Regions from separate parts of the Homo sapiens genome. Here regions 1, 2, 4, 5 and 6 are each linked to region 3. A link is a loop called in an ENCODE intact Hi-C map of the cell type or tissue named here. Cell type or tissue: GM12878. All regions are shown on one strand. Region 1 has its middle 26 kb from the start of CSTA. Region 2 overlaps EAF2 (ELL associated factor 2). Region 3 overlaps CD86 (CD86 molecule). Region 4 overlaps ILDR1 (immunoglobulin like domain containing receptor 1). Region 5 has its middle 27 kb from the start of MIX23. Region 6 overlaps CASR (calcium sensing receptor).

Region 1 (4,000 bases), 200 kb before region 3:
AAAATTATATGTTGGTTCAGTAACCAATGATGTACATTAATGACATACATTATTGGGATAATGCTTTTTAAATAAATTGTCTAAGTTAATAGTGTTTAGTTTTGTCTTTTTTATATCAGAGCCGAATAATTGATTTCAAGTAATATTATTCTATTTTGCCTATTATCTTTACTGATGATCTATATTTACTATGATCTATATTTACTTACCACAAAAACTGTTAAGAAAGGGAACTAGGACCAGCTAACAGGGAGGCCTGAGGACTTAGGCTCACTCTTTAGGTGACCAGAAACTTGAGCAAACAACCAGGTCTTTCTTTGTTTCTGACTCTTTGTCTACATAGGCAGGGGTAAAGGCAATGACCTGTCTTTGTGAATAGTTGGCTGCTGTGTATGTTACTTGGTCATTTGATGTTAGCAACCTGTTGGTCTTAGCCAGAGAAGCAAAGGCAGCCAAGAGAGGCCTATAAAAGGGGCCAGATAAATGAGAGACACTTTCATCTTTCAGACCCAGAAAAAGGAAGTGGGTATGAGTGAAAAAACAGACCCTGGCCATTCCTCACTTAAGTCTCTTAAGAGAAAGTTTTCTTGACAGAGTGATGGGGAGGAGAAAATGTGAGCCTTAAATTGGATTAGAAACTCAAGTTTTGGCTGGGCATGGTGGCTCACACCTTGTAATCCTAGCACATTGGGAGGCCAAGGCAGGCGGGGGGCAGGGAGGATTGCTTGAGTCCAGGAGTTTGAGATGAGCCTAGGAAACATGGCAAAAACTTGTCTCTACTAAAAAAAAAAAAAATTAGTGGGGAGCAGGGTGTGGTGGCACACCCCTGTAATCCCAGCTACTTGGGAGGCTGAATTGCTTGAACCCAGGAGTCAGAGGTTGCAGTGAGCCAAGATCATGCAACTGCACTGCAGCCTGGGTGACAGAGCGTGACTCAGTCTCAAAAGCTCAAGTTTTACACTAGACAAGACTTCTTTTTAATAAGTGAAAATGACTGGAAAGATGTAGGTTCTACCCAAAATTCTGGTAAGGGATGGGAAAAAAGATTTGGCAAAGCCTGGTCAAAGGCAGTAACTGGAGGAAAGTAAAACTATTTGAGTTTGTAGCCCACAATGTTCAATAAACTGGATATATTTGGTAACCATAATGGAAGACGTCAAATTTTTGTGCATTAATATAAGAAATAAAGATTCTGGAATGAAGACTTAGGTAGGATTTTTATTTATTTATTTATTTTTGAGAAGGAGTCTCACTCTGTCGCCCAGGCTAGAGTGCAGTGGTGCGACCTTGGCTCACTGCAACCTCCGCCTCCGAGGTTCAAGCAATTTTCCTGCCTCAGCCTCCTGAGTAGCTGGGATTACGAACACCTGCTACCATGTCCGGCTAATTTTTTTGATTTTTTTTTAGTAGAGACGGGGGTTCACCATTTTGGCCAGGTTGGTCTCAAACTCTTGACCTCAGGCGATCCGCCCAACTCGGCCTTCCAAAGTGTTGGGATTACAGGCGTGAGCCACTGCACCCGGCCTAGGTGGGATTTCTTTAAGCTAGATGTTGACAATCTCTCCTACCCTCTCATCTCAGGCTTTTACTGCAATTCAGTTATGCTCCACCAGGTGGTAGCAGATATCTTGGCTCTGTCATCCACAATATGATCAAATTATAATTTTCTGTATGAATTCCATTGTAGATTTAAACTATATATTTTCAAATAAAAATTAAAAACTAACCATTTTAATAAAAACTTTTAATCATTAAGTATTATTTTAGTACTTAATATCTAATATATTTATATTACTTATTTTAATAATATCTAATATATTTATATTAAGAATTATTTTAATATAAATAGAAATCAGTATTGACTAGTCATATTTTCTCAAGTCAAAAAGGCAAACTATATAAAAGTATTTTTCATTCTATCTCTAGCTAATCCTGTTCTTGTCTCTGGGCTTACTAGAATGATACTGTTTAATTTTTTTCTCTGGTGTTCTCTTGTATGTCCGTAGAAAATGACTGGCGCAGCTCTGGGACTTTAGTCAGACTTAGAAACACAAATTTCTTGCAGCCTCCTTCTGCTACTGGTTGTAGGATGTTGGTGTTTAGGGAATAATTTTTGTGCCTGCCTTCTTTTACTTGGCAATAATTTTCTATTTATCATATTCAGAGTTTCACTTTTATCCCTTCTGTTGGCAAAATCAAGAAATGAAAATCTCTGACCTGCTCAGACTAAAAATCCCCATTCCACCAAGTGAGGCTTTCTTCAATGAGAGGGCAGTAATTTCCCACTGATTCATAGAAGAACATCACTTTTTTTCCCATGAGCTTTTTGACTGGAAACTTATCTAAACTATTTTACATAAGGTGGTAGTTATCTTGCCACAAATCTGAGTTGCTACAAAATAGCTTTAAACAGTTCTATACAAAGGGAGCATCTTGAATCCAAAATGTAAAGTTTCTGAGCAAAAGTTTAACAAACATTTGTAAAGAGTTTTTAAAAACAAATCCCCCAACTTTTTGTTACCAAATTTCTAAACATTCAGAAACAGTGTAGCAAACACCTCTATATCACCACTCAGATTACATAATTATGAGCATCTTGCCATATATTTTAACATATATCTGTGTCTATTTTTTTGTATAAAACATTTAAAATTGAGTTGCAGATATTGTGACCAGTTACCTCAAAACTGTTTGGCATTCATCCCCTAAATATAACGACATTTTGTTACATAACCACATTATCACCCCTAGGAAAACTAACAATACTTCCTCAATTTTATCTAAAAATCAGTTCAAATTCACATTTCCCAAATTTTTCTTTAATTCAAATGTTATAATTATATTTGGTTGCTATATCTCTTTAGACTTGTGTATTAGAAATGCCATATATGTGTGCCATGTATGTGTGTGTGTATCTATCTATCTATCTATCTATCTATCTATCTATCTATCTATCTATCTACCTACCTACCTAGATACTGACCTTTTGATGAGACCAGAACAGTTGTCCTATAGAAAGAATTTCAGTATGTTGGATTTGTCTGATTTTTCTCTGTAGTGTCATTTAATCCTAACATCATATTGTCAAATGAATTTTATGACAACCAATTCCTATTACCATGTGAAAGTTTTCAGAAGTTGCAGTGGTTTGAACACACAAAATCTTTGTGGTCTGAGAAAGACCTGATTCTTTCACGGTTCAGGAAGACTCGCAACCATAGAATGTCAGAGCAGAACCACCCCTGCCTCCCCCAGTGGACACATTAGAAAACTGAGGCCTAGAAAGGGCAAGTGTGAAGGTGTCTGTTCTATTGCTGTTGTAACAGATGACTGCAAATTAGTGGCTTAAAACAACACAAATTTGTTACCTTATAGTTCTGGAGGTTGGAAGTCCAAAATGGATCTCACTGAGTTAAAGGTACTGGCATTTCTTTCTGGAAAGTTTAAGGGAAAATCTGCTCCTTGCTGTTTCTAGCTTTCAGAGGCCACCTGTGTTCCTTGGCTTCTCGTCACTTCTACCATCTTAAAATCTCTCTCTGACTCTGACCCTGACTCTCCTGCCTCCCTCTTCCACTTATAAGGACCCTTGTGATCCAGCCCACCTGGATACTTTTCCTATCTCAAGGTCATCTGATTAGTGATCATAATTCCATATGCAACCTAATTCCCCTTTGCCACAGAACATAGTTACAGGTTCCAGGGATTAGGACATAGACATATTTGGAGGCCATTATTCTGCCTACCACAGTAAGTGACCTGACAAAAATTATACTGCGAGTTACTCGCAAGAATCCTTTAGTACACTGCCATCTGAAATGTTTGTTTGTTTTGCACTGGAATTTGGTAAAAGGTGATACTATATTGAACCCTGTTCAAGAGAGTTTAATAAAAGAGGCATTAAAGGGATTTTTTTTTTATTATAGAATGGCATTTTTTTTTGAGACGGAGCCTTGCTCTGGACGGAGTCTTGCTCTGTCGCCCAGGCTGGAGTGCAGTGGTG
Region 2 (4,000 bases), 220 kb after region 3:
GGTGAGGCTAAGTGGTCAGATTCATAATGTACTTTGAAGACAGAGTTTATAGGACTAATTAAAACATTGAATTTAGGGTACAAGAGAAAGAAGTGAAGAATGACCCCAAGGTTTTTGTTGTGAACAACTGGATAAATCATTTACTGAGTTATCATTTACTGAGATGAGAAACACCAGAGGAACATGGTTGTAGAAGAAAAATCACAAGTTCAATTTTCATGTGGTAAATTTGAGATACCTAGTAAATACCCAAATATATATGGTACTGGCAGTTGGATATACAAGTCTGGAGCTAAAGGTAGAGGCTGGACCTAGAAATAAAGATTTGAGAGTCATTGATCGTACAGGTTTATCTGAAGCAAACAGACTGAATGAAATCACTTAGGTAGTAAATTACAATGGTTAAAAAAATTCTTATATTTTTTAACTAATCCGCAATCAAAAAAGCTGGCATGTTTTGAAATCAATACCTAATTTAAGAAGAATAGTTTTTAGGCCACGTATAAATTATAAGATGTTTCAGTCTTTTGCATGAACTGCAGAACTGATAACATCATTTGATAAAGAAATCTGCGAGGTCGGGCACGCGGTGGCTCACGCCTGTAATCCCAGCACTTCGGGAGGCTGAGGTGGGCGGATCATGAGGTCAAGAGATTGAGACCATCCTGGCCAACATGGTGAAACCCCGTCTCTACTAAAAATACAAAATTAGCTGGGCATGGTGGCACATGCCTGTAGTCCCAGCTACTCGGGAGGCTGAGGCAGGAGAATCACTTGAACCTAGGAGGTGGAGGTTGCAGTAAGCCGAGATCACGCCACTGCACTCCAGCCTGGCGACAGAGTGAAACTCCTTCTCAAAAAAAAAAATAAATAAATAAATAAGAAAATCTGCTAAAACTTCTTCTGTGCATCTGGTTCTCATGACCATCTCATCACTTTCATTTCTTTTTTTTTTTTTTTTTGAGATGGAGTTTCACTCTTGTCACCCAGGCTAGAGCACAGTGGCGCTATCTCAGCTCACTGCACCCTCTGCCTCCCTGGTTCAAGTGATTCTCCTGCCTCAGCCTCCCGAGTAGCTGGGATTACAGGCATGCGCCACCATGCCTGGCTAATTTTTTTGTATTTTTAGTAGAGTCAGGGTTTCACCATGTTGGCCAGGCTGGTCTCGAACTCCTGATCTCAGGTGAATCACCTGCCTTGGCCTCCCAAAGTGCTGAGATTACAGGCATGAGCCACCTTGCCTGATGCATTTCATAATTTTCAAGGATTAAGTTTCCACTTACAGAACTATTATATGACATAAGAATGTTATATGATGCCTGTAATATGAGTTTTTCAAGCGACACAAACCCAAACGTACTCAGAGTTCCATTTTGCCTTTCTAGACTTTATGCTGTCAAGGTTAGGAAATATTCAGTCAAGTTTTGAAGATATAAGATTAGCCTTTGATTATGAGTTGCTTAGTAAAGAAAATATGTTTTCAATCATAGCTGTAATTATGACTCAGAAAAAGAGAGTTTACCCATAGAAATATATTCAGGCATTTAAATCAATAGTTATCACTGAGAGTAGTACTGCCCCCCAGGGGATGATACAGAAATTTACATGAGGGGTTGCTTGTCCTGTTGGCTGTAGATTGCTAATAGCATTTAGTGGGAGGGGAGTTTAGGAATGCTAAATGTCTTGCAATGGATGAACCAGTCTTGCACAATAAAGAACTCTTCTACATTCTGTGAAATTTTTGAAAGTCGGGTGGAATATGTACTTGGAAGATCTGTTTATAAATTTAAAACCAGAGCTGAAATACATTTTCATAAATTCCAAGTATTGTTTTGCACATATTTAATTGAAACTTACAAGTATGCAGCTATCATGTAAACTGAAGATGATTTTGTTTTGTATTTTTTAAAAACTTTTCAAAAATTTTCTTTTAAAAATAGTTTGGGGCAACACATTAGTAACATCAATGCTGCTCATTGTATTTGGAGCAGCAATACGCATAACAATAGTTGTCTGTATAGGCAGCTGTAGACGCAATTTTTTAATATATATGCATATACTTTTCTAGTCCTTATTTCTACAGGTTAAATAAAAAGAAAAATTGTTGATAATATGAGTTGAATGTTGTTTTGTTTTTCTTAAATCCAAATCTATGCATTAAAAGTAACTGCAAAAACATGGTTACTTCATTGTATCTTCTGATATAGCTATTCTTTAACATTTACAAAGTTAGAACACATATTATTATAAATTTGTTTTTCTTTTGCCTTTATATTAAATTAAATTAATGCTTTTCAAAGATGTATGTACACAGATTATATTAAGCTATGAAATTCATTTCAAAATAGTAAAGGAGAATTAAAAATATCTGTTACAAAAGGGGGTGTTGGGTCTCATAAAGCTGAGCAATGGGATGATTGCAGTAATGGTCAGAGATGGTTTATTTCATTAGGAAACTCCTAGTTTAGATACATCAGGAAAAGAAATTTCACTATTTTTACTTAAAAAAAAAAAACCACCACCTCCCAAGTGGTTATTACTGATAGACAAAAACACTACGGACTTTACTTTCGCATATATCTTTTGCATCTAGTAATCTTTCCAAATTATTTTATTAGTTCTATCGTTTGCTGATTCTTTTGGATTTCCTATGTAGATAATTTACATTCCTACAAATTAAGAGTATTTTATTTCTTGTTTCCAATTCTTATATCATATTTCTTTTACTTGTTTTATTGTATTTGCTAGCAAATTCAATAGAGTGCTCAACAGAAATAACATTAGTCCTCTTTGTCTTGTTCCTGAATTTAACGGGAATGCTCCTAAAGTCTCTATTAGTATGATGTTTGTAGGAGTTCTGTTTTTTGGTAATTAACTTTTATAAAGCTAAGAAAATCCTATTATATTCATCCTTTGGTAAATGTTTTTATTTATTTTACTTTTTTTTTTTTTTTGAGACAGAGTCTCACTCTGTCCCTCAGGCTGGAGTGCAGTGACATGATCTCAGCTTACTGTAACCTCCACCTCCTGGGTTTGAGCAATTCTCATGCCTCAGCCTCCTGAGTAGCTGGGATTATGGGTGTGTACCAGCATGCCTGGCTAATTTTTGTATTTTTAGTAGAGACAGGGTTTCATCATGTTGCTCAGGCTGGTCTTGAACTCCTGGCCTCAAGTGACCCACCTGCCTCGTCCTCCCAAAGTGCTGGGATTACAAGTGTGAACTACCATGCCCAGCCTCAAGTACATGTTTTCAAATTAATAAATACTGAATTTTGTCAAGTTATTCATTTGTTGAAATGATCATATGGGTTTACTTCTATAATCTGTTAATGTGGTGAATTAGATTGATACCATTTCATATGTTTAACATTTCTTACATTTCTGTGATGACCCTTATTTGGTTGTGATTTGGTAAATTATACTTTTTCTACAAAACCATCCGTTCCTATGTCAAATTTACTGGAATAAATTTTTTAATAAAATTATAATTAAGGCTGGGTGCATTGGCTCACACCTGCAATCACGGCACTTTGGGAGACTGAGGTGGGTGGATTGCCTGAGCTCAGGAGTTCGAGACCAGCCTGGGCAACACAATGAAACCCCATCTCTACTAAAATACAAAAAAATTAGCCGGGTGTGGCAGCATGCGCCTGTAGTACCAGCTACTTGGGAGGCTGAGGCAGAAGAATTGCTTGAACCTGGGAGGCAGAGGTTGCAGTGAGTTGAGATTGTGCCACTGGACTCCAGCCTGGGCAACAGAGTAAGACTCTGTCTCCAAAAAATAATAATAATAATACTAATTTTTTAAAAATAACCAATTGGAAAACCTAATGATAATTGATAAATTTGTGGACATATACCACCTACCAAGATTGAACCAAGAAAAAATAGAAAACATGAACAGGTCAAGTACAAGTAATAAGACTGAATCAGTAATAAAAAGTCTCCCATCAAAAAAAAGTTCAGGACCTGATGGCTTCAATACTGAATTCTACCAAAC
Region 3 (4,000 bases):
TGAAGTGGTTGACTAAATGTTCCAAGGGTCTTTCTAGTACTGTGGTTCTGTGAATTTAAATTGCAAGACAGGGAAAAACCAGTAGAGTTAGACAACCCATTCACCCACCAGTTACCTTCCTATAACCTTAATTTTAGTTTTCATCACTGTAGCTGTTACAGGTTCCATAACTTCTACACCATCACCAAAAGCTTTCCCCTCCCCTCCCATCCACATATTCCTTGGTCTGCTATGGTGAAAAGATTGCTGATAATGGTAATAAATTATAGCCCCCCTTTATTATACTTCATTAGTTGGGGAATCACGTTGAGTAACATCTTTGAAATTCAAATAGCTCCCTTTACAGAACTTCCCCTATGACTGCTGCTCCCATGGCCAGCACTTCCAAGGATGTCAAATGCTTTAGAAATGACTTCGATAGTGAACCAAGGCCTTTATTTTCAGTGACCTCTCTAAGCTCTTTCAGAGATCAGAAAGAGAACTGGGCAAATTTGATGGCTGTTTTCGGATTGTGGTGGTCAATGACCATTTAAGGCACATGAGTGAAATGCTGAAAATGAATCATAGATGGGCAGGTGAGGATGTGCTTTGGGAGTATTGGGGAAACCCCAGGCACCACAAACTTGCTGCTCCCAGTATGCACTGACCCTGGACAATTTTACAACCATAGACATCATGCTGGAAGGGTTGAGAGAAAGGCTTTAGTCCTTGAGGACACTTTGGGGTTTGTGGGAAGGATGTGGGCCACCCAACTACTTAAATGTGAATGATCACGGGGTTTGTGTAGGACCTTTTCTAGGTTACAGAATTACTTGAGACTTGGCAAAAAAAAAAAAAAAAAAAAAAAAAAAGTAAGCAGTGGTGGGTGAGAAGTGCGGGGGTGGAGAGTGGGAAGGCTGTTTCTTACTTAATATGAAGTTAGATGCCACCTTGGAGAGGAAGTTAGTGTAAGTTCTAAATAAAATTTCATCATTCAGGATTTATGTGAAGGCATGTTGACATTGAGGAGGAAAGGGAGGAGATGGGTTGATGAGAGAGATGAGAGGAGCTTCATTTGAAGAGTTCTAAGTGGGGGAGTAATTAAATTGATGTGGTTTCTCTTGAAAGAGGGAATAGAAGGACAGATAACAGTGACATGCACTTGTCAAACTAAACTGTGTACAGAGTGGCCCAGTGAGAACACATAATCAAGGGGTTGGTGGTGGTCTTGAACTCTTAGGGAAGCAGACAGCAGGCATCAGTGGGAGTTTGCACAAATATGAATCACTGCCTATTTCACTACACTCACTAGGACCCTGTGAAGTACTTGAGGTATAAAATGCACCACCTGTAGAGGATGCGTACCGGTATTGGAGGGAGGAAGGAAAATCTATATGCGTACCCTGACAGTGAAAGGGAGACCTAAGGAAGATTTAGTGTGTTTATGAATCACCTTACAAGGCAAACCTGAGGCTTCTGCATCTTCTTTGCTGAGCTCTTAATGTAATGCAAGAGTGCCCCCTACTGTAAAAGCTTCTAGCATTGTCTCTGAGGAAATACTGGTTTTAGTCTAAATTGTCATGTAATATAGGACAGATGACCTGATGGAGAAACCAAACACACAGTTAAAAATTCTGCCAATTAACAGTCAATGTTATGTTATTACTCAGCTGTCAGTTGTGCCTTCTGGACCTGGAAATGACTTCGTCTTTAGCTGCTTCTGTCTTCTTGATTTACATATATATATATATATATATATATATATTTTTTTTTTTTTTTTTTTCTGTAGAGCCTCACAGTATCTTCTTTCCTTCCCATCCATTCTGTCCACTCACAGACCAGTCTAACTCCGCTGACCCAGGCCCCTTCTCCCAAAGATTACAACGGCTTTCTCTTCCACTCATCGAGTGCTCCCTTCTTCACCTAGCAACTGAAAGTGTGATGTATGGACCAATGAGATTCACGTCACATGTGGGCTGGTCTGAAACACGGAATCTCTGGCCCCACCCAAGACTTACTGATTCAGAACCTCCATTTTAACAAGAGCTATAGTTTGAGCAGCTGTTGTAGAGAATCTCTGCCTCTGTCTCCAGAGTGGATCACAGAAAATGACATGAAAATTTTTTTTCCATCCATCCCTCCTCAGACTCCCTCTCCTCCCCATGGGGTGGAAATCACTTTGAAATCCATTCTGAGTGGAACTGAAAGTATTTTGCAATTTATACTCCATAGCACCTCACCAACCACTGGCTTCCATGATCTCACACAGAGCCAGGCATGGGGGATGCTGCTAATCCTTTCTCTGACTAAATGGGGAAAGTTTGGCTCAAGGTCTGTGATCACCAAATGACTTCAGGCCTTCCATTTTATGACCCCAGACCTCAAGCCACCTAGCAACTGGACTTACTGGGATTCCATAGGTGGGTAAGCATTGAGAATCTCTCCCTTCCCCAGCACTTGGGTAAGAGGAATGGTCGAAGTCTAGTTACAATGGGTTGCTATGATGTCAGGAACAAGTCGCTCAAGAATCCAGCTAGATGCCTTCGTAATCAGCTGAAGGAATTTGTTTCAAAGGATAATTAAGGACTTCCTGAGCAATACACTCTACTGTTGGAATGCCACTCAAAAACTGTAATTTGCTAGCCTTATGAAGTCTCTGACCCCACTGGGACTTCAGTGTTCCCTGGCTGCTATCCCCAAATGCATATCTTATATGTTTAAGAATTATCTCTTCTTTATGTTCCTATGCTTATCTGTACTAAAAAAAATTCCTTCTTTTACTAAACTTCCTCCAAAGTTTTACTTGGCCCTTTGAAAGCCTCATTCCATTACTTACTACAAGGAAACTCTCCCACATCTTTAACCCCTTCATTGACTGTTTCCCTGAGGTTATTATTTCAGTGAAATCTGGCTTCACCCAAAGGAAGCCACTTGCTCCAGCCCCAGCTACTGTTTGTTTTATCACACTTTGTGGGGACTTTGAGCAACACCTTCCCCTTTTGAGGTGTCTGACTTTCTCATTGCTTGTAGCTACTAAGTCACTACCACCTTGCTAAATGAGGATTTTGGCATTAGATGCAAGGTCTTGCTAACAATTTGGGTGACTTCTTCATGAATGAGTCTAACAACCTTGCCTCAAATTTCTTTGATCTTGTCAACTCCACAGGTCTACACCCGCAGACTATTTCAGCAGCTGCCCCCCACCTTCTTATGACATAACCCTGAAACTTTTCACCTGGAGCAGCTCAGTCCCTAGAATCTTAATCTCAATATACTAATCTCCGTCCACAACCTCCTATTCATCCAGGTTTTGCTCTTGCTTACTCCTTCTACAACTGTTGTTCAACTTAATCAAGACCTCAGCTTTATCCAGACCCTGTAGTGCAGTGTTTTCCACAAGAACTCTTAGTGATAATGGAAATGCTCTGTCTCTGTGCTGAACAATATGATAGCCACCAGCCCCTGTGGCTATTGAGCAATTGATACATAGCTAGTATGACTGAGAAGATGAATTTTTAATCTTATTTAATTTTAATTAATTGAAATTTAAGTAGTCACATATGGCTAGTGGTTATTATATTGGACAATGCAACAATAGTATGTCTTTGTAATTATTCCTTTCCACAACTTCAATAAACACACCCCTTTGTCTCTATAAAATTTACCCTGGGGACACTCTACTTTTGGTCTACATATCTGTTCTTACAACTGGGCAATTGAGCAGTTCTGGAGGAAATTATTCAGTTGTGCGGACTGGTGACATTCCAAATCTGCAGTGTCCTGTCTCACTTCACTCGGCCTCCAGGCTATTCACCTGGTTCACCTCCATTACTTCAAACACAAACCTTGTGCTACTGCTTTTAGTTTCTCTTTCCCTTGGAGTCAAACTCCCTGAAAGAGTAAGCAGCAATTGCTGCCTTTATTCCCAGCCTCCCACCCCCACCTCTCTACTGAAACTCCCTGACAAAGGTTGTTGGTGACTTCACACCATGGCCAAGGCTTGAGCTCTTTTCAGATCTCA
Region 4 (4,000 bases), 88 kb after region 3:
AAAACCACTGGATCTTGTGAGAACTCACTATCATGAAAATAGAATGGGGAAACCACCCCAAGATTCAATTATCTCCACCTGGTCCCTCCAACAACACATATGGATTATGGGAACTACAATTCAAGATGAGATTTGGGTGGGGACACAGCCAAACCATGTCAGACTGTATATGAAGAGCAAAGGAAAAAAAGATACCAGGATGATTCCTTCCTAGTTTTTGGTCTTTTCCATTCACTGAGATGGGAAATGTGGGAGAGGCCCAAGTTTGTATGGAAGGATGATGATTTAGATTTTGGGCTTGATTTAGAACTTGAAACAACCAAGAAGAACTATCAGGAGCATTTGGATACATGTGTCTGTTTTAGTCCCTTATTGTACAGGAGTAAGATTTAATATTCAATGCTCTCGTAGTTTCTGATCAATGCTTTAAAACTCATCCATGACAGGAACTACTTTGTCTGTGTGTTTACTTGTTTATCATTGACTCTCCTACCAGGAGCACAAGTTCCAAGAGTGCAGGGACCTGTATCTCTTATTTTCTACTAATGACTGGCTCAGAGTGTGTACTCAATAAATGAATGAATGTGTGTGTTCTGGTCATGCCTAAATTTGCATGTGCTCTGAGATTAGTGTGTGGAGACATGAGTCACTAACCTGGGTGAATGACTTTGGGAAACCCCAAGCATCTGCCCCTCAACCAGGTCTTGGCCTCTCCCCCGGTAACCAAAAGGATGTTAAGTTCAAACCACCTGAGTGGCTATTTATTTCACTTAGTAGTTTATCAAAAAAAAATTTAAAGATTGATATTTTCCTCTTTTGAATAGGTTGTGGTGAAACATGGGACTGTCACTGGCTATTTATGGGAATATACATTTCTTTCCTGAAGTATCTATTCGAATAGAAAAGGTTTATTCCCTTTAACTCACTTTGAGATATATATTCTACTGGAATAAAAGAACGCATGTGAAGACGTACTTATATAATCATATTCATTTCAGTAATTAATGCCAGCATTGCTTATAATACTTAAAAGTCAGAAACAACCTAAATGTCCATAATTTGGAAAATGTGTAAATAAAAGTGGCTCATTGATGGAGTGAAATGTTCATGCAGTTACTAAAAAAAAATAGATCTGCATATACTGATATACAATATATCATTAGTTTGAAGAAAAAGTCACAAATCAATGTACATAATATGATTAATTTAAAAAAAACAACATAGGAAAAGATGTGAAGGGATGTAGACCAAATTGTCAACAGCAGTACCTCTGGAAAGTGGAATTCATGGTGAGCAAGGAGGAACTTTTTACTTGATACCCCCTCCACTGTTTGAAGTTTCTCACTTATTTATTTTGTATTAACAAACAAAAAGGAAGAAGAGCTTCTGTACAAAATGATTAAAATAAATTTGTGAATGTCCCTTAAGTGCGTGAATATTCCTCAAAGGGTTAAATCTCAACCATTTAGAAAACTTATCCAGAAGACATGGTAGTGTAGTGGAGGTCTAAGCTTAAATCCAGCTTTGCTACTTTCTAGCTGTGTGGCCTTAAGCAGATTACTTAATCTCTCAGAATTTTCCTCATCAATGAAATTGAGAGAAAGTAAAGCTTATCTCATCAGTTTCTTGCAAAGGTTAAATGAGATAATGTATAATAAAACACCCAATACCGTGTCAAACAACATAGTAAGTGCTCAGCACATAGCACTTTCCTTCTCGGGGTGCTGCACTGTTAAGTGTTGCATGCCAGACCTTGGGTAAACACACAGTACCTAGACATCATTCCGCTCCCCACCCATCTGCTTTCCTGGTCTCCTCTCTCTGCTCTCCCTATCCTTTCCTTCTTGTTCGTGACCACTCCCTCTTGTCTTTGTCTCTTCTTGTCCATAGCTAGTCACTTCTTGTCTTGCTCCTTCTTGTTCATAGCTAGTCCCTCTTCTCCTTGATTCCGCTCATATTTGCACTGTTATCTGAGGAAATGTAACAGGCACTGATGGTAAATATGCTTGGTGAGATAGCCTGCTCAGCCATAAACTCTGATAGCATTGAACCTGTGTGCATTTTGTTAACCTGCCACATGGAGTCAGGGTGCTTGTATACCTGAAAAACACTCAGGAATCAATTCCTGTCAGTCCCAGGCCACTGCCCCTTGCCGGCAAAGACCTGCCTTCACCCTCCTGCCTACCATCCCTTCCAAGCAGGCCTGTTCATAGGAAAGGAGGGGAAGTGCCATCTAGTCCTTCAAAATAGTTCTTAATTTTAAAAATATTTTAAAATATATACCTGTATTCCTATACTGTGTGAGTATCTTCTACAAACTAAAACTCCTTCTTGCCAAATCTAATACTACACAGGAAATGAGGAATAAAAAAATGTGCAAAGATGTGCATGTATTTAGGAACAGATGACATTTAGTTGTAAAGATACTCTGCCCTGGTTGGTGTGTTTCCTTCTGTTTTAGTGTAGGATGGTAGTCCCCACTCAGCACAGCAGCCTGGCCTTGGAAAGTACCTGATGGCGGGAATCAGAGAATCCCCTTCCCCTTCTCTCCTTCCCATGAGCTCTGATATCTCATCTGAAGTTTCCTTTCTACCCATGTGACAGGTCTCCTTCCCTTCTTTCACAGAGCCTGGCAAGCTGTGAATGAGTCCACCAGGGTACAAAGCTATGAAACTTTTGAAGCTTTTGAGGCACCAACTCATTTTGCAAAGAGAAGACAATCATGATAGTTTACATTTGTATCATTTTTTCAAAATGCTTTTACATGCTAGTCTCAGTGGATCTGGAACTCCTGAAGTAGTCAAGATAAGTACAAATGATACAAATGATAGCTTAGGTTTGTTGAATGTCTATATGTGCCAGGCTCTTTGCTAAATGGGGGACATTTTTTTATGCTCACCACAACCCTCTGAGGCAGGTATTATCTTCATCTCAGTTTTGCATACAAAGGAAAACAATAGTTTGGAAATAACTTGCTAGGTCAACTTCTGACTCTAACCAAATTCCCTTTTCTGACCCCCAGCAACTAATGTTGACTAGAGTGTTTAATAAACTGCTGTTTATATTACATTACCATTCAGCTGTTAGGGATTGGAGACAGAATCTGAACTCAGGGAGTCAGGTTCTAGAATTAACATTTTTGAGAGAAAATGATAGAGACAGCTAGGAAATGAGGAGTCAATGAACTGGGGAGGAGAAAATTCCACAGGATAAAGGAATTTTAAGAATAGAAAAAAAATTAAGAATTTGAAAACTTGTAGTAAGCCTGAAAGAGCAAAGTTGCAACCAGGATGACTACAATCAGGACGTTTCTCTTTTTTGATCCTGTTCACATTTTCAGCCTGATTTGCTGCTTTGGGTCCTTTCTTGAAAACTCCACCTGCTTAGTTCTGTGCATGCCCAGTGTGGTTAGGTTTACAGAGAAGTTAGAGGATATAGGAAAAGAAAGTGGGTGATTTTTGCCTTTGAGATGGACTGTCTTGCTACTGCCTTTCCTTCCCAATCTGGAAAATCTGACTGCTTTTTAAGAGCCTGGCGCCTGACTTCTACTTTGGAAGATCAAGCTTGCTTGCTTGGGAAAAATTGGGATTTGTTGTCAGCAAGGCCCAAGCTCAAATCCTGATGCTGACACTTTTTAGGTATGTGATGTTGGACACGTGGGGGTGTGGCTTATACTCTGAGCTGAACTTCTGCCCACCTATATGAGCAGGGCTGTTGCCTAGCTGAGGGGGTTTGTGAGATTTAGAGACCAAGAATGTACATCACCCGGTGCATAATAGATGCTAAGGACCCACAGCAACAACTGAGATATGGGAGAAGAGTTTGCTGGGTTGTTCAGTACCTCTTCTCCTGGGACTCTTCCCGTGTGTGTGTGTGTGTGTGAAAGAGAGAGAGAGAGAGAGAGAAAGAGAGACAGGGCAGGGGGTGGACGTTTGAGGTCTGCACAGGATGCTGTGGGGCTGGCTGGCAGACCCCTGGAGAGAGTGTGAATGAGCTCAAG
Region 5 (4,000 bases), 250 kb before region 3:
ATGCAAGAATAGAAAGACAAAGATCTCCCTGATTCTGCTGCTCAGGAGGGAATTCAGATCCTTGGAAAGGATTCATTAACAGTCTTTCCAGATTTTCAGGTCTGCCAAAATACCATCTAGCTAATCCAATTATGTTAGTAGAGTGCCTGAATCATTCCAGTGTAACATATGAAAAATGTGCAATGACGGCAGCATGGAGTGACAGTATAAATGAATAGGTTTAGTGTGATGAATGGCATTTAGAGCCTCAACTAATGAAGGAAGATGGATGACATTGCTTTTGAAAGTTGATTTGCCTGCTGGAAAAGGGTCCTGTGTGTAATTACTGCCTTAGAACAATTTGTTGATTTGCTTTTGTTGCCTGAAAGGTAGGATTCAGCAACTCACACACACAGAAAAGAAGTAGAAGGTGCGAAAATTCACAGATGAGTTTGGCCCTTCCTTGGCAGAACAGAAGACAGCCATACGAAGAAACACCTATGATGATACATTTGCAAATTCTTTTAACAAATATTTAAATGCCTTCCTGGGCACTATTAACCACTATTGTTGCATCACTCAGCAAAACAAAAATACCTGGTTTTAAAGAGCTTATATTTGGTGAAGGAAGACAGTAGTAAGTTATATGGTATGCTAAAATGTGATAAAGTTCTATGAAAAAAAATAGAGAAGGAAATCAGGAATGGGATGGAGAGTGGGTTGCAAATGACTGTTTTCAGCTGACTGGAAAATATAATGCCCTTGTCTTTGAAAAGTTGCTTTAACTTGAGATTGAAATGTACCAAGTAAGTGCAGTAATAAAAAGGGTGTTTTCTAATATGTCATTCTTTTATAAGTTGTTCTCCGAACTACATGTGGTGGTTCATGTCTGCAATCCCAGTACTTTGGGAGGCTGAGTCGGAAGGATCAAGAGCCCAGGAGTTCGAGACCAGCCCAGGCAACACAGTGAGACCCAGTCTCTTAAAAAAAATTTTTAAATGGTGCTTGTCTGTAGTTCCAGCTACTCATGAGGCTGAGACGGGAAGATCTCTTGAACCCAGGAGGTTGAGGCTCCAGTGAACTATGATTGTGCCACTGCCTTCCAGCCTTGGTGGCAGAGCAAGATCCTGTTTTAATAATAAGTTGTACACTGAAGATACCAGTTTGGGAAATGTAGTGATAATGTACCCAGTGCTGCTATAGTAGTCCCTGCTAATGTGCCAGTGTCCAGGAGTGATAAACTTGTCATCTTGTAAAATGGGAGATTAATCAAATGTGTGAGCCCTTTTTAAATCAAGAAAAATGAACATTCTATCTAGAGTTAGGTGATCTAATCAAACATATTAGAGATTACTTAGGTTACTCATGATTTCTGTGTGTATTTAGGCTTGTAGAGTACCCTTGATGAACTTGATTGACCCTTAAAAAAGAATCTTTATTATTGAGCATAAACATTGAAGAATAAAGAAGATAGAAAGTGACCACTCCTGATTGGGGTAGCATTTCCAGGACAAGCCTGATTTTATCCCACAGAATTACGTTGGGAAGGAAATTCCCAACCTCTAAAGAGGTTTAGACAAACATGGCTTCCAGCTTCTGAATGCAATGGCCAGCTGGGGGCACCCCTGTCCAAGGGAAGAGGACTTGGCTGAGGTGCATTTGTGTATCTCCTGGTGCATTAAGAAGGGATAGGTAATCTACTGGCACTTAAAGATAATTGCTGTGATTGAATGATTTTCCCACTCCAGTTTTAAAAACCAGCAAGCAAAATTTCTCCTGCTTAAAAGCCCCCAGTGGCTGGCCGGGCGCAGTGGCTTACGCCTGTAATCCCAGCACTTTGGGAGGCCAAGGTGGGTGGATCACTTGAGGTCAGGAGTTCAAGACCAGCCTGGCCAACATGGTGAAACCCAGTCTCTACTAAAAATACAAAAATTAGCTGGGCGTGGTGGCGGGCGCCTGTAATCCAAGCTACTCAGAGGGCTGAGGCAGGAGAATTGCTTAAACCCAGGAGGTGGAGGTTGCAGTGAGCTGAGATTGCGCCACTGCACTCCAGCCTGGGCGACAGATTTTTGACAGATTTGAGACTCTGTCTCAAAAAAAAAAAAAAAAAGCACCCCCAGTGGCTTCTTAGTGCCTTGAAGACAGGTACAAATTCCTTAAAGTGGCTTAGGAAGTCCATGCTCTGTCTCCTGCTCACCTCCAACCTCACTGCTCGCTATGGTGCACTCTGTTCCCCACTAAACTTCTTTGTGCTGCAAGAAAAGACCCAGTCTCACCTCTGAACATCTGTGCATTCTCTCTCTTCCCTGGCCAACTCCTATCCATGCTTCAGGTCTCAGCTATCATTTCCTTCAGCAAGGCTTTCCTGACCTCTCAAATACAAGTTACGTGTCCCTTTTATGCACATCCACGATAACACCTCCATCACGATCTTTATCACACTGTTACAGTTCCTCGCTTATCTCTTTCCTCCACCTGTTTTTGAGGGCTGGCACTGTGCTTCTCAGTGTCTGAGCTGGATGAGACACTGCTAGTTTCCTACCCTATATTCATTTTTCTCTTCCTTACCAATAGAATCCTGGTTTTGTTTAGGGTAGCATTGTGCCCAGCTTCCCCTGCAGCTCCAAGTATCAGCCAGACAATCCTGACCAATGAGATAGGCTAGGGCATTTTTGAGAAACGTTTACAGTGTGAAGAGAACTGTCCCTTCCTCCTCTTTTCCTCCTTCTTCCTACCTCGAATGTGGTTAGGGTGGCTAGAAGTGACAAGGATTAGGGCTATTTGCCTATGTGGTGACAAAGACGAAAGATGAAGACGAAAACCATGTCTGAACATGGCTGAACAGAAAGAAGGAGAAGGAATTGTGTGTTGTCATTCCAGCCCTGGGCTACCTGCCTTCAAACTTGTTATTATATGAAGGTGGTGAGATGTTATTATCTGTTCATTTGGGGATGTAACAGGGGTGGTTACCCTATTTGGTTAAACCTCTATATTTGGGATTCTATTACATGCAGCCAAATGTAGCCCACAAGTAATATGCTGCTCAAATATTTGTTCAATTAATGAAGATTATAATAATAACCGCTCATTTGCTGAGTGGTTACCACAAATTAGGCTCCATTCTAAGTAATTTACGGCAGATTCTAATAGGAAAATTCTGGAGAATACTAAGCCCTACATGAAGAAATAGGCAGAATTGTGTGGAAGAATTTGGGAGAAATCTATCTTATTTCTCTAAAAGGAAACTTAGCATTAATCGCTGGCCCAACCAGGACCTGTCCATTACTTGGTTCCTAAGGGTGGGGATCAGATCTCTTTAACATATTGCAACGTGTTGGCTGGGTGCGGTGGCTCACACCTATAATCTCAACACTTTGGGAGGCCAAGGCAGGCAGGTTGCTTAAGCTTGGGAGTTTAAGGCCAGCCTGGGCAACATGGTGAAACCCCATCTCTACCAACAATACAAAAAAATTAGCCAGGTGTGGTGGTGTGTGCCTGTGGTCCCAGCTACTCTGGAGGCTGAGGTGGGAGGATTGCTTGAGCCCAGGAGGCGGAGGTTGCAGTGAGGTGTGATCACACCACTGAACTCTAGCCCAGGCAAAAGAGTGAGACTCCATCTCAAAAATAATAATAATAAAAATAAAATAAAATATTTCAACACGTGAATGCCGTTCCCGCCTTGCTCAGTTGTTCAGCCCACAATCTCTCCCTACTTCTCTAAGGACAAATATGCTGGTCAGTCTATCTAAGTATCTCTGTCTGTCTATCTATTTATCTATCTGTCTATCTCTCTCTCTCTCTCTATCTAATATACCTTTCTGCTTTTTATCTACTTATCCATCCATTCATCCATTTGTCATGTGGATCAGATGCCTGCTACATCAGAGCCCTTTCTAAGGAAGACTGACCCACAGCTCCTACTGAAAGAGTGCCCCCAGCTGACCCATTCTGCATTAGGTTGATTAGACTAAGGTTGGGCAGCTCACCCAAGAACTGCCAAACCTTAAGTTGGCCAGTGTCC
Region 6 (4,000 bases), 160 kb before region 3:
GAGCCTGCTTGACAGGCTTTTGATATGGGTCTTGAAAATCTTAAGAGGCTGAACAGGAACCCTGGAGAAGCTGTCTTGACATGTTTGCACTCTCTAAGACATAGCCACTTCTGCATCTGAGCAAGGGTGTGGACTACCAAGGGAAGAAAGTCTTGCCCTTGATGTTAAGAGATCGTTGCTTGAAGAAGTAGCCAAATACCATGTAAAGCATTAGTTAGTGCAGAGCTTTCCCACTTCTTTTCACATTATGGCAACACATGGAGCAAACAGAGGAAGCTGATCAACCCTGGTGGGAGTGCTCTGACCACTCAGGCCCCACCTGGTCACCCCAACACTTGAGGAGATCCACATCTTTGATGAGGCCGGCTTCAGCTCATTTGCAGCACTCTGTGTCATCATGGCTCACCACTTAGGAAGTTCCAAGTTATGGGACCATTTTTTCTGAAGAACGAAACATTTTTACACAAATGGAATTTCTTCTAGGAAATGAAGTAGCTTAATATCTTGTGTTCTCTAGTTTTTCCAGAGAGATTTTAAACTTCTTAAGAAAACAAGTCAAAGGTATTTGGGAGAATGCCTTTTTAATATCTTTCACCATTTAAAACAATTAATTTTCCATGTCCAATATTTTTAAGTAAAAATTTCCAGACCATCCTGGCTAACACGGTGAAACCCCGTCTCGACTAAAAATACAAAAAATTAGCCGGGCGTGGTGGCGGGCGCCTGTAGTCCCAGCTACTCGGGAGGCTGAGGCAGGAGAATGGCGTGAACCCGGGAGGCAGAGCTTGCAGTGAGCTGAGATCCTGCCACTGCACTCCAGCCTGGGTGACAGAGCCAGACTCCATCTCAAAAAAAAAAAAAAAAAAATTTCCAATGTGTTTCTTCTTATTGATGGATAGTTTCTACATTAGAAACATAAAAGGCGTTGGTCTGTAAAAAAATTAGGCCAACTTGACTAAAAAGTAAGTATGACTGTTTTCTGACAAGAGCTTTTATTTTAGAAGTTATAGTATAAAATTGATAATTTTTTCCCTTATCAGAATAAGGTATTCTCGAAATACCACAGAACTTATGAGGCAGGTGGTTAAATTAAGTAATTTGTTTAGATGTTATTGTTTTTCAGAGAATTCTGTTAGCAGACCCAAACAATAGGCCTCTAAATCAGATTTTTGCAAACACAAAACCTACCATTTTAAAAAATCCATCCATTATTGCTTGCTTCTTGAGTTTTTCAAAAATAGGTCAAAAGGGCTTCAATGGAATAAAAATCAAAAACAATAATATTCCTCATGGATATGTTCTCTTAAGGAACGTATTTATAATGTTTACCAAGTTTTTAAAAAGCAACTCTAAAGTGGGGTAAATACCATTTTGTGCCCCAACCCCCCAAAAAACCCCTCAGAAACACACAAAACTTTTTTTTATTGTAAGAGGGGAGAATTTCAAGAATGATTCAGAAAACTGTTCCAACCGCAATTTGTCTAGCTGGTCTGCTTGTTCCATCCACTTGGTGGCGTGGCTGGCATACGAAATACCCCTGGGTCCATGACCTCACCCGGCAGGGCAGTGGTTCCCAGCCCAGCTGCACATTAGAATCACTTCCAGAGTGTTAAAACCTCCCGACACCTAGGCTGCATCTCAGCTCAATTAAACCTTGATCTTTGCGGAGTGGGACTTAGGCACCAGTATTTTTAAAGCTCTCTAAGTGATTCCAATAGGTAGCCATGGCAGACATGGCAGAGAACCCCTACTGTAGATAGACTTATATTGGTTTGATTGATAATCAAAGCACTTTTATAATTCAAACTCAACTTAACCTTATCTTTCATCCAAAACACAAAGAATTAACACGCCCCTCCCCTTTTCATGTTCTTTCTTTACTTGACATCTTAGCCTGTTGGCCATGGGGTAACAATAACTTACTTTAACGTGTATCTAAGTTTGAATATACGCAGCACATTTACTGATACAGGCTTTGTCAGATCACTTTGGCACAAAAGTTACAAAGCCAGGGCTTCCCCATGGGAAACACCTTTAATTCCCTGAAGTAAGGATTCCGTCAATGATGACAAAACTATCTCTTGTCTCATGTATATAAAGAGATAATGGCAATCACCAAAAAAAAAAAAAAAAAAAAGGAGCCCTCCCAACATAGAAATGTAAATTTATCAAAGGTACTCTTACAAATTTTAAATATTAAACATTCAAAAAATAAATTTAAGGTATAGTTTATAGTTTAATTTCAAACTTGATGTAAGGATGCATCACAATTGAGCTGATTCTCCCACCCACAGACATTTAGGTTGTTTCCATTTTTTCACTATTATAAAATGATGTCATAGATTTATAAATATTAAACTGAAAAATGCTTTGCTCTATAGCGTTAAGAAGGAAAATGTCAGGTTATAAAATGGCACTTCACATTTGTTATCTTTTTTTGGTGAAAAAAATGCACCACTGAATGTTTATTAAAGCACTTGCTTCAATAAACTGTTAGTAAATGGAAACGCAACCATCTCTCCACCTAGGCTAAGTTCCCGCAAAGTGGAGACCGCTTATACATATATGCTCAATAAATATTTTTTGAATGAAATAGAATTTTCTCCGTTTCTGGAATGTGCAACACAATGATTAAGTTCCTGTTTTGTGAGAAAATATGCTCTGCTTCCCTCTGAGCTAAAGTTTCAATGAGACAGTGGAGCAGCGAGACTTTTCAGGAAATGGAATTCGGGACAGATATTTTGGATTTGAGAGGTGGGATTTACCTCATATGCTCTGATTCCTTTTAGTAAAAGTAGAAGGAAAAAAAATTTACTAAAGGAATAGAGTGGGAAATAAATAACTGAATGCCTCTTTTTAAAAAAAGACACAGTTTTATGCAAGGTACATTTAAAAGAATTTTGGAAGCATAGTGAAGGTATCATTGATATTGTGGACACTGGAGTTTCAGAAATCCCAAATGGTCATGATACAGCATATCAACTAAATCATAGGTCTTTTGTGCCAGAGATGGGAATATGGTAAACCGTATGGCTATTGGGCATGGCACCCCCAAGCCTGCTTCTTCTGATCCTGCTCCCAGTGCCCCGCCTGAGAAGGCTTGAGTACCTGGGGAATGTAGAAGAGCCCCAGCAGATTTGCCACTGCCGTGGAGACGCCTGAGCCAGTTGCTCCCACCACAGCAATCGTAGAGGGAATGTGCTCTGAGCAGTTGCAGAACTCATCAAGGTTCAAAGAATCAATTTTGTTTTGAGCAACAAAACTCAGGGTGGCTTCCAAGGCCTTAGAAACGGTGTTGCAAGTGTCAAATATCCTGTATCCCAGCGTCAAGTTGGGAAGAAGGGCTGGGCTGCTGTTTATCTCCTCTATGGCAAATATCATAGCCTGTAACCAGCGAAACCCACGGAAATTATACCTGGAAGAAAGAAGAAGTGGAAGAAAATGGGAAGCTTTCTAGTCAACGACTTTAGAGTAAAGACCTGGCAAAGCTGGGTTTGAATCATCGAACTGTTACTACTCTCTGGCTTCATGGCATGCTCTGTACAGAGCCCTCTCTGTTAAAATGGGGATGACATGGCCGGGCGTGGTGGCTCACGCCTGTAATCTCAGCACTTCGGGAGGCCGAGGCGGGTGGATCACTTGAGGTCCAGAGTTCAAAACCAGCCTGGCCAAAAACATGGCGAAACCCCGTCTCTATTAAAAATACAAAAATTAGCCAGGTGTGGTGGCAGGTGTCTGTAATCCCAGCTACAGGGGAGGCTGAGGCAGGAGAATTGCTTGAATCTGGGAGATGGAAGTTGCAGTGAGCTGAGATTGTGCCACTGCACTCCAGCCTGGGTGATAGCGTGAGACTCCATCTCAAAAATAAATGAATAAATAAAAATAAAAGGAGGATGACACTTGCCTCATAGGGTGACTGTGAAGATCATGACATGAGCTAATTATGCAAAATCTTCAGCATGGTGCCTCACACAGAGACAGAGAGCAATAATGACAATAA

The links. Peaks named below come from ENCODE experiments on the same cell type or tissue, not always from the same donor. Only the 100,000 strongest peaks of a DNase experiment are listed, where the experiment ranks them.
Region 1: it touches region 3 in a loop (14-fold over the local background); 22 of 110 quality-filtered maps call a loop at or near these places.
Region 2: it touches region 3 in a loop (7-fold over the local background); 9 of 110 quality-filtered maps call a loop at or near these places.
Region 4: it touches region 3 in a loop (2.5-fold over the local background); 3 of 110 quality-filtered maps call a loop at or near these places.
Region 5: a loop joins it to region 3, with 12 times the contacts of the local background. A loop is called at or near these places in 19 of 110 quality-filtered maps.
Region 6: it touches region 3 in a loop (8-fold over the local background); 45 of 110 quality-filtered maps call a loop at or near these places.

What each region holds. Positions count from the first base shown.
Region 1 is chr3:122,297,665-122,301,664 of GRCh38, reverse strand. No RefSeq gene overlaps it. Among named protein-coding and RNA genes, the nearest start is that of CSTA, 26 kb to the left of the region's middle. In GM12878, CTCF peaks have their summits at 1,603 (motif pointing right) and 3,247; DNase peaks (open chromatin) are centred at 414, 1,610, 2,224 and 3,204; H3K4me3 peaks cover 681 bases; H3K27ac peaks cover 3,652 bases.
Region 2 is chr3:121,881,303-121,885,302 of GRCh38, reverse strand. The region is part of intron 5 of EAF2 (ELL associated factor 2); the gene reads right to left. Among named protein-coding and RNA genes, the nearest start is that of SLC15A2, 11 kb to the left of the region's middle. In GM12878, a CTCF peak has its summit at 1,595 (motif pointing left); a DNase peak (open chromatin) is centred at 1,636.
Region 3 is chr3:122,099,258-122,103,257 of GRCh38, reverse strand. All of the region lies in intron 2 of CD86 (CD86 molecule), which reads right to left. Among named protein-coding and RNA genes, the nearest start is that of CD86, 46 kb to the right of the region's middle. RefSeq lists an enhancer at 2,009-2,198. In GM12878, a CTCF peak has its summit at 1,513 (motif pointing left); DNase peaks (open chromatin) are centred at 637, 1,527 and 1,944; H3K4me3 peaks cover 497 bases; H3K27ac peaks cover 3,034 bases.
Region 4 is chr3:122,011,560-122,015,559 of GRCh38, reverse strand. The region is part of intron 1 of ILDR1 (immunoglobulin like domain containing receptor 1); the gene reads left to right. Among named protein-coding and RNA genes, the nearest start is that of ILDR1, 8.7 kb to the left of the region's middle. RefSeq lists enhancers at 757-806, 2,666-2,715. In GM12878, a CTCF peak has its summit at 2,056; DNase peaks (open chromatin) are centred at 599 and 2,553; H3K4me3 peaks cover 471 bases; H3K27ac peaks cover 3,894 bases.
Region 5 is chr3:122,354,224-122,358,223 of GRCh38, reverse strand. No RefSeq gene overlaps it. Among named protein-coding and RNA genes, the nearest start is that of MIX23, 27 kb to the left of the region's middle. In GM12878, a CTCF peak has its summit at 1,596 (motif pointing right); a DNase peak (open chromatin) is centred at 1,615.
Region 6 is chr3:122,256,496-122,260,495 of GRCh38, reverse strand. CASR (calcium sensing receptor) reads right to left here. Exons shown (of 7, transcript NM_000388.4): 3 at 3,109-3,415. Among named protein-coding and RNA genes, the nearest start is that of CSTA, 67 kb to the left of the region's middle. In GM12878, a CTCF peak has its summit at 1,518; a DNase peak (open chromatin) is centred at 1,539; H3K27ac peaks cover 400 bases.